Linked DNA regions of Homo sapiens: region 2 is linked to region 1. A link is a loop called in an ENCODE intact Hi-C map of the cell type or tissue named here. Cell type or tissue: PC-3. All regions are shown on one strand. Links, peaks and the distances in the headings refer to the core of each region. The heading gives the core; the rest is flanking DNA.

What was found. Peaks named below come from ENCODE experiments on the same cell type or tissue, not always from the same donor. Only the 100,000 strongest peaks of a DNase experiment are listed, where the experiment ranks them.
Region 2: a loop joins it to region 1, with 15 times the contacts of the local background. A loop is called at or near these places in 2 of 110 quality-filtered maps.

What each region holds. Positions count from the first base shown.
Region 1 is chrX:46,974,886-46,983,224 of GRCh38, reverse strand. All of the region lies in intron 1 of JADE3 (jade family PHD finger 3), which reads right to left. Among named protein-coding and RNA genes, the nearest start is that of JADE3, 67 kb to the right of the region's middle. In PC-3, for the core only: a CTCF peak has its summit at 4,411 (motif pointing right); a DNase peak (open chromatin) is centred at 4,434; H3K4me3 peaks cover 309 bases; H3K27ac peaks cover 1,656 bases.
Region 2 is chrX:47,090,277-47,098,615 of GRCh38, reverse strand. It overlaps RGN (regucalcin), which reads right to left. Exons shown (of 8, transcript NM_152869.4): 6 at 6,807-6,938; 7 at 6,401-6,555; 8 at 5,303-5,719. The coding sequence ends at 5,669. Among named protein-coding and RNA genes, the nearest start is that of RGN, 16 kb to the right of the region's middle. In PC-3, for the core only: a CTCF peak has its summit at 5,145 (motif pointing right); no DNase peak of the experiment used is centred there.

The DNA of each region.
Region 1 (8,339 bases), core at 277-8,276:
TTCTCCTGCAATGAAACTGACTTCATTTGCAACTGAGTGTACAGAAGTTCAAGCCTAGGCTGCCTAATATGCCAGAGAGAACCAGAGAAAGAGACAGCAGGGAAAGAGCCTCTTGCGGTCAGAAGAAATCTCAAACACAGATCTCAGGAACTATCTTCAAAGGAGCCCTAATTTGATTGGATCAGTTTGTGGAGCAATTTATATTCCAGGACATGATTAAAACAACAGAGCAGCTGGGAATGGTGGCAGGCGCCTGTAATCTCAGCTACTCGGGAGGCTGAGTCAGGAGAACTGCTTGAACCCGGGAGGTGGAGGTTGCAGTGAGCTGAGATCGCGCCACTGCACTCCAGCCTGGGCGACAAGAGTGAAACTCCATCTCAAAAAAACAAAAACAAAACAAGAGCAACCAGTCAACAATTAGTAGACCATAACAGCATGGTGTGGTCAAGTAAAGAGACAGCCAAGGAGAGCCTCACCAAACCCACTGTCATCCCAGGGTGACTGTGGGCATACACAAGCTTGTACCCCCGAAGAGCAACATTAGAGGCTTCATACTGCAGGGTGAGAATGGGGGTTGAGGAAATAGACTTCAATAAAATAATCCAGGCAGTTACTAAAGCAGTAAACAAGCAAATAATAATAAAGAACCCTGGTGGAGGGGTAGTACCCACAATTGTTACAATATATTATCCAAAATGCCCAGTTTCCAACAAAAACTTAAGAGATATGCAAAGAAACAGGAAAGTATGACCCATACAACCACATGTCAGATTTAACAGGCAAAACCTTCAAATTAGCCATATAAATATGTTCGAAGAACTAAAGAAAACCATGATTAAAGAAGTAAAGGAAGGTATGATGACAATATTTTACAAAACAGAGACTATCAATAAAGAAATAGGAAGTATAAAAAATAACCAAATAGAAATTCTGGTGATGAAAGCACAATTGAAATGAAAAATTCACTGAAGGGCCTCAACAGTAGATTGAACAAGCAGAAAAAAGAATTAATGAACTTGAAGTAGGTCAACAGTGATTAGGCAAGTTGAAGAACAGATGGAAAAAAGAAGAAGAAACAGCCTCAGAGAAATGTAGAACATCATTAAGTTCATCAACATATACATAATGGGAGTACCAAAAGGAAAAGTGAATGAGAAAGGAGCAGAAAAAATATTAGAAAAACTCCCCAAATTTACTGAAAAACATTAATTTACATATTCAGGAAACTCAAAGAACTCCAAGTAGGATAAATGCAAAGAGATCCAGAAAGAGATTCCTCATAGTAAAATTACTGAAAGCCAAAGACAAGGAGAAAATCTTGAAAGCAGCCCGGGAAAAAAAACAACTCATCACTTACAAGAGAACTCCAATAAAATTAACAGCTAATTTCTCAGAAACAAAATTAGAAGACAGTGTGAAAACATATTGTGTCCTTTGGTGATTGGTTGCACATATCTGTGAATATATTAAAATAACTGAATTGTATACTTTAAGTGGGTAAGCTGCATGGTATACAAATTATATCTCAAAGCTGTCATTTAAAAAACTAATAAAATTAGTACAAGAATCAGAACCATTAACTAAGGTTCTGTTTGTCCTACAGTCAAAGTCAATTGAATATTTTTAAAAAAGAGCCTCCCATCACATAAATTTTTGGGGCTACATTTGGCTCTCTGGTGCAAAATTTCATTCAAATCTCTTCTGAAACGCAAACAAAACCAACAGTAACAACAAGACACTTCCTATTAAAAAGTAGTAGTGGGGAATTTAAAGTCACAATGAATGTAGAAATTTAAGCAGAAATAAAAGTAATACATTTTCTAACTATTCCCCACTGAATGCACAGATCTACTTAGAGTAGCACTTCATTTATCTGATATCATGGGGATGTTGCATATATAAAAATTGTTCAGATACACAGTATACCCAAATGTATAAAATCCTATTTTAATAGAAGCTTTTCTAAAACACCTATTAGTTTTCTAACGTTACAGTAACAAATTATCACAAACTCAGTGGCTTAAAACTACATAAATTTACTATCTTATAGTTTAGTGGGTCAGGATTTTGACACAGGTCTCACAGAGCTAAAATCAAGATGTCATCAGGACTGCGTTCCTTTCTAGAGGCTACAGGGGAGAACTCATTTCCTTGCCTATTACAGCTTTTAGAGGACACTCTTACTCCCTTGATCTTGGCTGTCTTCTTCCATCTTCAAGGCAAACAACACTGAATCTCTCTGATCCTGTTTCTGTCATCGCATCTCATTCTCTGACCCTTCTGTTCTGCTTCCCTCTTCCACTTTTAAGAACCCATGTAATTACATTGGACCCACCCAGATAATCCAGGATAATGTCCCTATTTTATAGTCAGCTAAATAGCAATCTTAACATATTCATAGGTTGCAGAGATTAGGACACGGACATCTCTGCCTACCACAACCTAATATACAAAATGTAACTCAAAATGGATCACAGACTTAAATGAAAAATGTAAAATTATAAAATATTTACAAAAAGCATAAGAGAAAGTCTTCAGGATCTAGGGCTAAGCAAAGAGTTCTCAGACTTGATACCTAAAGCATGATTGGCAAAGAAAAATGTGTTTTCATCAAAATTAAAGACTTTTGCTCTCAGAAGCATATCCAGGGCAACTTGAATCTATGCTGCTGGGTTGTGGTCTTCAAACTTGGCCCAAATAAACTATCTACTTATATTTTTAAAAAAACTTCTGCTCTGAGAAAGCCCCTGTTAAGAAGACGCAAAAGCAAGCAGAATGGGACAGAATATTTACACATATTACACACACGTGTAATATCAAATGCTGGAGAAGATGTGAAGAAACTATCACTCATACATTGCTGGTGGGAATGTAAAAAGGAATCGCTATTCTAGAAAATATTTTGGTCATTTCTTAGAAATATTATACATGTAATATTTATTATAAAACACATATCTGACAATGAACTTATATTACAGAATGCATAAGGAACTCTAAAAATTCAACAGTAAGGAAACAAATGACCTAATTAAAAATCAAGAGATGGGCCGGGCATGGTGGCTCGCACCTGTAATCCCAGCACTTTGGGAGGCTAAGGCGGACGGATCATTTGAGGTCAGGAGTTCGAGACCAGCCTGGCCAACATGGTGAAACCCCGTCTGTACTAAAAATACAAAAATTAGCTGGGTGTGGTGGCATGCACCTGTAATCCCAGCTACTCGGGAGGCTGAGGCATGAGAATTGCTTGAACCTGGGAGGCGGAGGTTGCAGTGAGCCTAGATTGCATCACTGTACTCCAGCCTGGGTGACAGCGAGACTCTGTCTCAAAAAAAAAAAAAAAAAAAAAAAAAATCAGCAGACATTTTACCAAAGAGGAACGCAAATGGCATTTAAGCCCGTGAAAAGACATTCAGTATCACCAGCCATTAGGGAAATGCCAGTTAAAACCACAAGATATTATTACATACTTATTATTACAATAGCTGAAATAAAGAAATAGTGAAAATATCAAATCATGGAGAAAGTGTAGAGAAACTATATCACTCGTACATGGCTTGTGGGAATGTAAAATAGTATAGCTATTCTAGAAAATATTTCGGTCATTTCTTTAAAAATTAAATATGCAACTATGACTCAGCAATTGCACTCCTGGGCATTTATCCCAGAGAAATGAAAGTTTATGTTCCCACTGAATATAACCTCCATATGGATGACTCATGATGGGATCAAGGGCAACAAATGTCATAGAAAAAACAGTTTTATTCTCTAAAAATCTCAGTGAAGAAAGCCAACTGACCATGGACCCTCTCTCCTCACCTCCCTGAGAGTTTCAGAAGACCTAAGACTTCTTGTGAGATGGATACTCCTCTCATCTGAAGTTCTGGGTATGTGTACTTTGGATAAAACAGTTTCTCCATTTTCTATAATATTCTGTTCTTTAAGTAAAAGAGTTATCAAACTGTTCTTGACAGAGGGAGATTTTAAAGAATAGGCAAAATTTGGCATTTTTAAAACAATTACAGTAACAACTATTTTTTATTATAGATGGAAACAAAAAATCTTGTATTATCAGTAAAAAGCCTAGGAAACAGATTATCTAATACGAGTTACACCAGTCCTGGGAAATAAGAAAATGAGTCATCAATGACTTTTAGAAAAGAAAACAAAGCAAGTTAATTTTTGGGTATGGGCTGTTTAAAGTCCAGTGATTTGTCTGTCCATTTCTGTGACATACTGCTGTTTTAATTATTGTAGGAAAATGACAGAAAACAATAAATATCAGCAGAATAATTCAATGATGGTAAATCTTTATATCTCTATTTATTATTTCTAAGCACAACAACAGTCCTACACATAGCAGCAGCAGCCATTTTACAGATGAGGAAATTGGGGCTCAGAAGCATTAAAGCGACATGCTTAGAGCAACATGGCCACCAGGGGGCAGTCAGGTACATTGACAATGAGCACTCCAAGTTGATCCAGAAGCCAGAGGACAGGCTGGAGGGATGACAGCAAGAATGGTGCCCCTTCTAAGCCCAATCTCCTCAGCATGGCTTGCGAGGCCCAGTTCTGGCTCCCAGTCTCTCAGGCCTCATCAACTGCTGTTCCCCCCAATCCACTCCAATTGTTTGGCATATACTATGCCCCATGTGATTCCGGGAACACGTTCGTCTTGTTTCATACTTGCTTGCCAGCCTTTGCACAGGGCTCTTCCTTCTACCTACAATTCCTCCCCATGTTTTCCTTGACCAGCCCATTTTCCCCAACCCTGGTTCTATTCATTCATTGGATGTCCTCGATGAAGCTTCCCAGACGTCCCTCCCCCACAATTATTCACTCCTTTGCTTTCCATCCAAGTACATGCAAAGAAGCACCTCACTTGCACCATCAATATTCTTTACATCAAGCTTGTCCAACCCGCAGCCTGCATGTGGCACAGGACGGCTGTGAATGCCACCAAACACACATTCATAAACTTTCTTTAAACACTGAGATTTTTTTTGTGATTCTTTAAAGCTCATCAGCTATCGTTAGGTGTTAGTGCATTTTATGTGTGACCCAAGAGAATTCTTCCAATGTGGCCTAGGGCAGCCAAAAGATTGGACACTGCTGCTTTACATGGTCAGCCCTGTTGTCACTAGACCACAAGCATCTTGAAAGCAGGGACTGTGTCACATTCATTTTTTACCCCTAGCTCTTAGCACAGTATCCTGCACAAAATAAACAGGCAAAGGAATAACACACTGTGCTGCCCCCACCCAATCCTGTTTACCTAGCTAGCATACTGTACCCATTTTCCAGCTACTTCTTGTTGGCTGCTAATGGCTCACAATGGCCCCTCTCTTCCCAAGAACTGGGGATTACACTCTTCCAGTCTCCCTCCCAGAGGCAGCCTGCAGTCAATAATTGTTCTGCCATCACCTCAAACAGGCTATGGCTAGATTTTCTTAAGACCCTAACTGGCTGCTCCTTCCTTACCCGGTTACCCTCTTCCCCTTACAGGTTTCTCCTGAGAACACTCCTCAATAAATCATGTGCATTTGAATACTGTCTCAGGTTCTGCTTCTAGGCACCCCTACTTAACATGTGAATCCTTATTAAGTGGTAATTTTAAGAATGTACTACTTAATTTAAGGTAAGTCCTAGAGATCTTTTGTACAGCAGAGTGCTATAGTTAACAATACTATATTGTATACCTAAAAGTTTGCTAACAGGATAGGCCTTTATATTGTGTTCTTACCACGACAGAAGAATAGAGCAAAGGGAAACTTTTGGGGGTGATAGATAGGTTTATGGCATAGATTGTGATGATAGTTTATAGGTATATACTTATCTCCAAACTCATTTAGTAGCTGTTGTTGTTTTTGAGACAGAGTCTCACTCCGTCACCCAGGCTAGAGTGCAGTGGTGCAATCTCAGCTCACTGCAACCTCTGCCTCCCGGATTCAGGCGATTCTCATGCCTCAGCCCCTGAGTAGCTGGAATTACAGGCATGCTCTGCCACACCTGGCTAGTTTTTGTATTTTTAGTAGAGATGGGGTTTCACCATGCTGGCCAGGCTGGTCTCCAACTCCTGACCTCAAGTGATTCACCCACCTTGGCCTCCCAAAGTGCTGGGATTGCAGGCGTGAGCCACCACACCCAGCCAAACTCATCTAGTTGTATATATTAACTATGTACAGCTTTTTGTATGTCAAAAAAATTTTTTTAAGAAAGAAAAGCCCCATAGAAGGACTAGCCCTCTTTAGTTGACCAGGCAGATCTCAAAGTCACAGCAGCCCAGGGGCTGAGCATGATGCTTGATGACACCTGAAAGCATACGGCAAACAATTGTTTTCTGTGATGTCCCTGTCATGAATATTCATTTAAGAACTAGAAGGGAAAGAGGCCCAATAAGGTCTGTGATTGTCAAAGTAACTTCTTGGGAAGAAAAGAGGAATAAGGAACATAAAACAAGCAAATAAATTTATTTGTACCATGAAAAAAATTACCTTAGAATAAAATGTTTTGTTAAACAAAACCATAAATCAGTATAGTGTAATCCTGGAGTAACTGTGATATATCTCGATGTCTTACACTTGGTTATATTATTCAGCTGTTTATTTTCTAGTCCTCAGATCAGAGCACAGACTTTATAAAGGCATTCTTTTCTTCCTTACCTTCATTTTGGCAGAAACAAAATGTACACTAGACCTCACCTTGCACCACTGGGAACAGTAATTTGATGGCAGTTTTCAGATCTTATTCCTACTATCATCTCAAGTACAATAATTAACAGCACAGTGGTTTAACAGTGACTGCAAACCAGGCAAAATACAAATGTCTGGAGTAAATGTCTTCCTTGAGTAAAATACCCTTTTAAAGGAGGACTGTCTGGAAGTCAACCCAACTGGGATTATTTGGGACTGGAACCTAAGCCTGCGGTTTGGTGGCTACTTGACTCCCCATTAATATTCCCACGGAAGAACATGCAGGCCAAGGAAAGGAAAAGTGATTAGCTCAAACATAGCCCTTTCCTTTCCTACTATATACCCATGAGACATACTTTTGAAATGCATGGTCAGTGCAAGGGGCCCCTATTCACTGCCCTCTGCAGGGCCATGTAGCAGTTTAAAAAATAATGCTCTACTTTAAACATATTCACACCGTTTGACCTAGGAATTCTATTTCTAACATTCGTCCTTGAAAATTAATACAGGCTGGGCACGGTGGTTCACGCCTATAATCCCAGAACTTTGGAAGGTCGAGGTGGGCAGATCACTTGAGGCCAGGATCAGATAACTTCGAGACCAGCCTGGCCAACATGGTGAAACCGCGTCTCTACTAAAAATACAAAAATTAGCTGGGTGTGGTGGCAGGTGCCTGTAATCCCAGCCACTCAGGAGGCTGAGGCATGAGAATCGCTTGAACCTGGGAGGCGGAGGTTGCAGTGAGCTGAGATCATGCCACTGCACACCAGCCTGGGTGACAGAGCGAGACTCTGTCCCAAAAAAAAAAAAAAAAAAAAAAAGAAAAAGAAAAAAGAAAGAAAAATAATTTGAAACACGGAAAATGATTTATGAACCAAAATGTCCATTAAAACTTTATAATAAAAATAAAACCGACCTATCACACAAAAGAGGAATAATTAAGGTACATTAATATTATGGTATTTCATCCAGTCATTTAAACATGGTATACAGGGAAACATTTATGCTAAGATGTTTTAAAATGTATAAAAATTGGTTTTACAGTGAAATTACTATACATGTATGAAATAAAATATATAGAAAGCAAAAACCATAAACCAATTTACTAACATTAGTTGCACTGAAGTGACAGATTTCTGGTTGATAAAAACATTCTTTCTGAATTTTTCCATTCCCCACAGTTTTAGAGTAAACATATAGGACGTTTACAACCGGAAAAAATACTTTTCTAAGATTTCAAGATATCTGTTCCCATGTCACTCCCAAATGATTCAGCTGACTTGAAACATTGAAACTATAAAAGTGGCCATCACTGTCATTCAAGATGGACATTAACCAGAGCTGAAAGAAATCCAGAAAAGTGCAATATAATCAATTAAACAGAGACATCTCTGTGTCATAAAGACAGTCGCACAGACTTTGCATTTTGGAAAAGCCAAAGATCTAAGCAGTGATTCTTAACTGAAGACAATTTTGCCCCCCCCAGGGGACATTTGGCAATATCTGGAGACATTTATCGGTTATCACAATAATTGATGTTACTGGCATCTAGGGATAGAGGTCAGGAGGGATGCCGTTAAACATCCTACAAGGCACAGAAATAGTCCCCTACAATGTGCAGACTTATCTGGCTCAAAATGTCAACAGTGC
Region 2 (8,339 bases), core at 172-8,171, 120 kb before region 1:
TTTAAACAAGGCCCATATTATGTATTATGAATACACAATATTCAAAATGGCCAGGATACAATCCAAAATTACTCAGCATGCAAAGAATAATGAAATGCTCAATTCAAATGGGGAACAACAACCAGTAGATGCCAAGAATAAGATGATGCAGATGTTGGAATAATCTGACAAGCACTTTAAAGCAGCTTTATAAAAATGATTGAATGAGCAATCATCCTTGAAACAAATATTAAAATGGAAAGTATTGGAATAGAAAAGAGGAGACATAAAGACTAATCAAATGGAAATTTTGAAACTGAAAGATAAAATTTTAAAAAATCACTGGGTAGGCACAACAGCAGAATAGAGATGACAGAGTGAAGAGCCAGTGAACTTAAAAATAGATCAATAAAAAATATGAAACCTGAGCAACACAGAGAAAAAAAGATTGAAAAACAACAACAGTCTGAGGAACTTGTGGGGTAACAACAAAAAGTCTAATATTCAAGCTATTGGAGTCCCAGAAAGAGAGGAGTGTGGGGCAGAAAAAATATTTGAGGCCGGGTGAAGGCAGTGGCTCAAGCCTGTAATTTCGGCACTACAGAGGGGGCCAAGGCGGGAGGATCATCTGAGCCCATGAGTTTGAGACCAGCCTGAGCAACATAAGGAGACCCTGTCTCTAAAATAATAATAATAATAAAATAAAAAAATAAAATAAAAAAAAAGCTAGGCGTGGTGGCATTTGCCTGTGGTCCCAGCTACTTGGGAGGTTGAGGTGGGAGGATTGCTTGAGCTCAGGAGGTCAAGGCTGCAGTGAGCTGTGATTGTGCCACTGCACTACAGGCCTGGGTGACAGAGCAAGACCCTGTCTCAAAAAATATACATATTTAAAGCAATAATGGCCCCAAACTTTCCAAGTTAGGTGAAGACATAAAGTCAAGAAGATGGGCAAACCCCCAATAGGATAAAGCTAAAGAAATCCACATCCAGACACATAATCAAATTGCTGAAAACTAACGGCAAAATAAAATATCTTGAAAGCAGTGAGAGAAAAATGGCTCATTACCTGTAGGAGAACAGTGATTTCAATGACTATGGATTTCTCATCACAAACCGTGAAGGCCAGTGCTATGGTTTGAGCATACCCACCAAAACTCACATTGGAACCTTAGTTTCCAGTGCAACAATGTTGGCAGATGGTGCCTTTAAGATATGATTAGGTTGTTAAGATACATTAATGTCTTTCTCGTGAGACTAGATTAGTTCTGATGGATTAGTTCTCTCTGAAATGCATTAGCTCCTATGAGAGCGGGTTGTTATAAAGTGAGGTTGTCTCTTGTGTTTGGTTTCTCTGCATGCACCTGCTGCCCCTTTGCCTTCTCTGCTATCTTGTGATGCAGCACGTGGCCCTCACCAGAAGCTAAGCAGATGCCAGCACCATGCTGTTAACCTTTCCAGCCACCAGAGTTGTGAGCCAAATAAATCTCTTTCTTCGTAAGTTACCCAGACCCAGGTATTCTATGATAGCAATACAAAACAGATTCAGACAGACAGAAGGAAATTACACACTTTTAAAGTGCCAAAAGGCTGAAAGAAAAGAACTATTGACCCTGAATTGCATATCCAGTGAAAATAGCCTTCATGTGAAATAAAGACATTCTCATATGAAAGAGTGAAATAAAGACATTCTCATATGAAAGAAAAGAAAACTAAGGGAATTCATAGCCAGGATACCTGTTCTAAAAGAATTGCTAAAGGATACTTGTTCTAAAAGAATTGCTAAAGGAAGTTCCTTTTTTTTTTTTTAAATCGAATTTTCCAGGCTGGAATGCAGTGGTGCGATCTCAGCTCACTGCGACCTCCACTTCCCTCCACTTCCCGGGTTCAGGCCATTCTCCTGCCTCAGCCTCCTGAGTAGCTGGGATTACAGGCTCCCGCCATGATGCCCGGCTAATTTTTGTATTTTTAGTAGAGACAGGGTTTCACCATGTTGGCCAGGCTGGTCTTCAACTCCTGACCTCAGGTGATCCACCTGCCTCGGGCTCCCAAACTGCTGGGATTACAGGCAAGAGCCACCGTTCCCAGCCAGGAAGTTCTGTAAACTATAAAAAGGATACAAGAAGGAAACTTGGAACATCAGGAATGAAGGAAGAAGAACAGGAATGGTAAACATCTTGGTAAATATAATGGACTATTCTCCTTTTGAGTTCTTTAAAACATGTTTGACAGTTCAAAGCAAAAGTTTTTAACACTGATGAGTTTTCAATGTATACAGAATATATAATACACTTGTAACATGAAGGAGAAAGGGTCATGCCTGTAATCCCAACACTTTGGGAGGCCAAGGTCAGGAGTTCGAGACCAGCCTAGTCAACATGGCGAAACCCCATCTCTACTAAAAATACAAAAATTAGCTGGGCTTGGTGGTGGGCACCTGTAATCCCAGCTACTCAGGAGGCTGAGGTGGGAGAATCACTTGAACCCGGGAGGTGGAGGTTGAAGTGAGCTGAGATCACACCACTGCACTCCAGCCTGGGCAACAGAGTGAGAGACTCCATCTCAAAACAAAAACAAAAAACAAATCCAACTTGAATTTCAAAGAACTGAAATAAAAAATATGCTCTCTGACCATAATAGAATTAAATCTGAAATCAATACCCAAAAAGATAATAATAAAATCTCCAATCATTTAGAAATTAAACACACTTCTAAATAATCCATGGGTCAAAGAAAATGTCTCCAAGGAAATTAGAAAATATTTTTAATTTAACAAAAATGAAAATACAATATATCAGACTTTGTGGGCTGCAGAAAGAGCAGTACTGAGAGGAAAATGTATAGCATTAAATGTTATTTTAGAACAGAAGAAATGTCTCAAATCCATAATCTGAGATTCCAATTTAAGAAACTAGAAAAAGAGCAAAATAAATCAGAATAAAGCAGAAGGAAGGAATAACAAAGATAAAAGGATAAATCAATGAAATTGACAACCAAAAAATGAAATCAAAAGCTAGGTCTTTGAAAGATCAATGCAACTGATAAACCTCTAGCAAGACTGACAAAGAAAAAAGACACAAATAACCAATAGCAGGTAAAAAAGGGGATATCACTACAAACCTCTCAGGCATTATTAAAAGGATAATAAGGAAATACTATTAATAACTCTACATACATAAATTTGACAACTTAGATGAAAAGGATCAATTCCTTGGAAGCCGCAAACTAACAGACCTCACCAAAATTAAGTAAGGCAACCAAGTGGCCTTGTCATTATTAAGGAATGTTAAAAAGCTTCTGAAAAAGAAATCTCCGGGTCCAAATGTTTTCGCTGATGAATTTTGCCAAATATTTAAAGAAGAATAATAATTATACATTTTCTTTTCCAGATAGTAGAAGAAGGAATACTTTCCAATTCATTTTATAAGGCCAGAATTACCCTGATGTCAACCACAGACAAAAGATAGTAGCTGCAAAAATCCTCAACAAAATATTAGAAAATGGAATTCAGCAACACATAAAAGTAGTAATATGTCATGACCAAGGGAGGTTTATCTCAGGAATGCAAGAATTGATCATATTAACAGTCTAAAGAAGGAAAACCACATAATCACATTAATACATGCAGAAAAGTAAATGAGAAGGGAACTTCCTCAATTTGAGAAAGGCCATCCACAAAAATACATATAACTAATATCATATTTAATAATAAAAGACTGCATGCTTTTCTCTTGAGATTGGGAACAAGACAAGGCTGTCTACTCTTACTATTTCCATTCAACATAATAGTGGCAATTTTAGCCAGTGTAATAATGCAAGAAAAATAAAAACATACAAACTGGAAAGAAAGAAAGAAAATTGTCTCTATTCACAGAAGACATGATTATACACCCAAAGAATCTCAGAGAAGCTACAGAAATACTCTTAGAACCAATTAGTGAGGTTAGCAAACTCATCAGATACAAAGTCAACCTATAAACGCCAATCACACTTCTATAAACAAGCAATGATCAACTGGAAACAAATCCAAAAAATAATAATAAGGTTGGGTGTGGTGGCTCACGCCTGTAATCCCAGCACTTTGGGAGGCTGAGGTGTGTGGATCGCTTGAATACAGGAGTGCAAGGTTGCAGTGAGCTATGATCGTGCCACTTCACTCTAGCCTGGCCCATAGAGCAAGACCCTGTCTCAAATAATAATAATAATAACATTTACAATAGCTCCCAAAAGTGAAATACTTGGATATAAATCTAACAAAACATGTACAAGATCTGTATGCTGAAACCTACAAAACACTGATGACAAAAATTGAAGAAGGCCTAAATAACGGGAGAGACATGCCCTGTTCATGGATAAGACTCAGAATAGTAAAGAAGTCAATTATCTCCAAATCGTTTTACAGATTTAAAGCAATTTCAGGCCTGGCGCGGTGGCTCATTCCTGTAATCCCAGAGCTTTGGGAAGTCAAGGCGGGAGGATCACCAGGAGTTTGAGGCCAGCCTGGGCAGCATAACAAGACTTCGTCTCTGAAAAGCAAAAAATCCAAAAAACCAACCAACCAAACAAACGAAAAAATGACCATAGTGGCACGCACCTGCAGTCTCAGCCCAGCTACTCGGGAGACTGACGTGGGAGGGTTGCTTCAGCCTGGGAGGTAGAGGCAGCAATGAACCATGATCGTGCCCCTGCACTCCGACCTGGGTGACAGAGTAGATCCTGTCTAAAAAAAAAAAAGCAATTCCAATTAAAAAATTGTAGCTTGATTTCTTTTGTAGATATCGTCAAGCTGATTTGAAAATTTATATGGAAGGTCAAAGGAATTAAAATAGCCAAAACAATTTTGAAAAAGAGCAAAGTTACAGAAATCACACTACCTAATTTTAAGACTAATTTATAGTGACAGAAAGCAGATCAGTGGTTTCCTGGGAGCAGGGGACAGGCAGGCAGAGGGGCTGAAGAAAAGGATTATGACAGGACAAGAAAAGTTTTGGGGTAGTGGATAGATTCATTATCTTGTTTGTGGTGTTGGTTTCATGAATGTATATATGTGACAAATTTGTCAAATTATACACTTTAAATATGTACAGGCCAATTATAACTCAATAAAGCTATTTTTAAAATAAGTATTCTTTCCAAAGAGACATATTACTTTTACATCCAGTAGGTGGCAGCTGGAACCATGGATTTTGACAGCATGTTTGAGTCTAACCCTCCAGCCGTATTTTAGTTTGTAAAATAACATATAGGAGATGAAATATCTATGTAGGTTAGTTAGCATTGTGGTATATTTTATAAGATTGTGATGAAAATAAAAAGGAACATAATAGGTCATTACCAGGTTACTATTTATTGTTCCTTGAAGCTTTAATATAGTTAAGTATGAAATGCAGAATCAAGAAGAGATATGTACCCACCCACCCTGGCAATTTACAAAGAATCAAGAGGCTGATTGACAGTTGAACGATTCTTCGCCCTTCTATAGTACCTTTTACAGAAAGCCTTATAAGTGTGTTATCAAAACCACCTGTCACCCCTTGTTAAAAATGCTCTGCCTTTTAAAAGTTGTAAATTAAAACTTAACGCTGTTAATAAAATCATTGCCTCATTTTTCTTTCTAACTAGATTGAAATTTCAGGCCCAGAATTCTCTAGTTGTCTTCAGAGCTCCCTCTGGCAGGAAAGAAGACCTGTCCTCATCCCGCATAGGAGTAGGGAGCAATTCCTTTGACCCCCAGACCAGTTATCTGTTGAAAAAGAAAAGAGGGAATCTCAGGTGAAAGGTAATTCACAAGTATTCTTCAAAAGCATTTTTATGATTTGTAGTAATATACTTAGCCACCTATTATCTTTGTTTTATCTCCTATCATAAAAAGGAATTACCTGACTGGATATTTATGGTCCAACCCAATTATTCATATAGTTAATAATTCAACTAGCAATCATTTACGACTAACTTAGATTTAAAACTGGATTACTCCTATCATCTGCCGCCTGCTAAGAAAGGGGTTTCTACATTATGTATTTCTTTTCAGCTCAAAAGCTCTACGATTTTTATCAGTGTTTATTCTGCTGCCAAAAGATGTTTAAAATCTGAAAAATCCTTAAGACATCAAAACAATCAACTGATCTTCTAGGCATGTTGTAAATACTGGCTTTCCAAGTTCATTCTACTGATCTGAAGAATTTCAATAAACAGGAAGTAAAAAAATTAATGTACAAAGTAGGCTAAACAGATCATCTTGGACTTCAGATAACTTACTCTCTAGAAAATTGAAATAAAATGTTTTTCAGTCTAGTATGATGAGCTTAACATGCTAAATAGGATTATGCTTTGGAAGTATGCAAAAGTACCAATCACTCAGTTACTTACCCCTGTAAGTATTTGGGATCCCCCACCCCCAAAATAAAAGAAATAGCCATATCACCTTGAAAATTCCACCAGCTTCAGGTTGCCTCAAAAGACCCTCGGGGTCCATCCCATCCCGGGCGCAGGTCACATACATTTCAGAGTAATTCTTCCCTCCAAAGCAGCATGAAGTTGTTTTATCAACAGGCAACTTCACAGTTTGAAGTCTTTTCCCTAGACCACCAAATATTTTATTTTAAGTTTAGTTGTAGCAATTTCCAACCTGTGTATTGTTTCTAGGGAAGATCTAAGAAGACTGTGGAGGTCAGGATTCATCTGTGCATTTAATATTTAATCTACTTTCCCTGACAATTTATTTTGAGCAAAAAGTCGCACCTCTACAGGAAAAGAAATTCTGACTGTAACTTTCGGGCTATATCTCTGCCTAGCCATGACAAGGATTTTTCATTTTGCTGCAGGCCTACCTGTCACAGGATCTAAACGAATCACTCTTCCTCCATTGTAACAGGCCACCCAGAGCTTCCCCTCAGCATCAATACACATTCCATCTGGGATTTGTTCTTCCTTTTCTAGCTTGTAAACACTTCTGCGGTTGGCTATGGTTAAAAGGCAAAAACAAAAACAGAACCACAACAAAACAACAGGCCACTAAATACTGAGAATCAAACCGAGAGCTCTCAAGCTGGTTATAAATACAGATCACTTCAGCTTATCCAGTGTCTGGCATGTGAACAAAGGATTTTTACCACATGATTGGGATGGATTCATTGTCTTTTGTTTGGGTACAGGCATATCTGTTTAAGCATTCAGATGGAGAGAGAAAAAAGAAAGCAGAATTCTTACTAAAATACCAATAATACTTCTTTTTGAAGCTGACCTGAACTGGGGCCCTGCATGTCTATGTCAAGTACATGTCAGCTTGTGGTTAGACCTTTGCTGTTTCAGTTACAAAACTCTTGAGATCCGCAAGGCAACTTAATGGTACCACGTGAACAGTTCATGCACAAAAACTAGCAAGATACATGAATTCTTTTTCTGCCTGACTGAGTGCTCCAAATTCAAGACTAAATATTAGAAGAGCCTGTTTCTTGCAGGAGGGGCACTCAGAAACAAACTAGGTGCCCTTAAAGGGGGGTAACCGTGGTATACAAAAAACAAATATCAAAATCCAAAACTTTATACTACAAAGTCCAGGTCACTACAGTCATTAGATTGAGGTATAATGGAAAAATGTTAAAACCACATACAATGACAATGGGTAAAAACTGTCATAAAAAAGAGCACTACATCTTTCTTTCTTTCTTTCTTTCTTTCTTTCTTTCTTTCTTTCTTTCTTTCTTTCTTTCTTTCTTTCTTTCCTTCTTCTTTCTTTCTTTCTTTCTTCTTCTTTTCTTTCTTTCTTTCTTTTTTTTTTGACAGTGTCTCGCTCTGTCGTCAGGCAGGAGTACAGTGGCGCGATCTCGGCTCACTGCAACCCCTGCCTCCCGGGTTCAAGCGATTCTCCTGCTTCAGCCTCCCGAGCACTACATATTTCAAAGCAAAACATCTGCACCAGAATAGTTTGCCTCTGATTAAATCTGCATGCAGAGTTCTGGGGATATTTTTTCCAAGTCATTTTTATTATTAATGTTGCTCTTTTGTTTCATAAAAGGTTTGGCACCTTTCATGAAACAGTTTCAAGGACTCCCTTCTAGATTCTAAATAATTCCTTCCCTCCCAGTTTCCAACTATGGCTCCTTTCAAGCGTATTGATGGAGTTGGACAACGTGCAATTACTTTTTTTTTTTGCTTTTCCATTTTGAAAGGTTGGTAATTAGCTTCTGAGTACTTGCCTATGGTTAACTAAAGTACAAACAAGAAATAGCAATCAAAAACCTCAAGTTTTCTGCTCTTTTGCGCCAATACTCCATTAAGTATTATCTGCCTTTAGGCACCTCCTGGTAGAATAGGATCTCTTTTGCAGTGAACCTCTTTCTGGTGATGATGGCAAGGAAAAG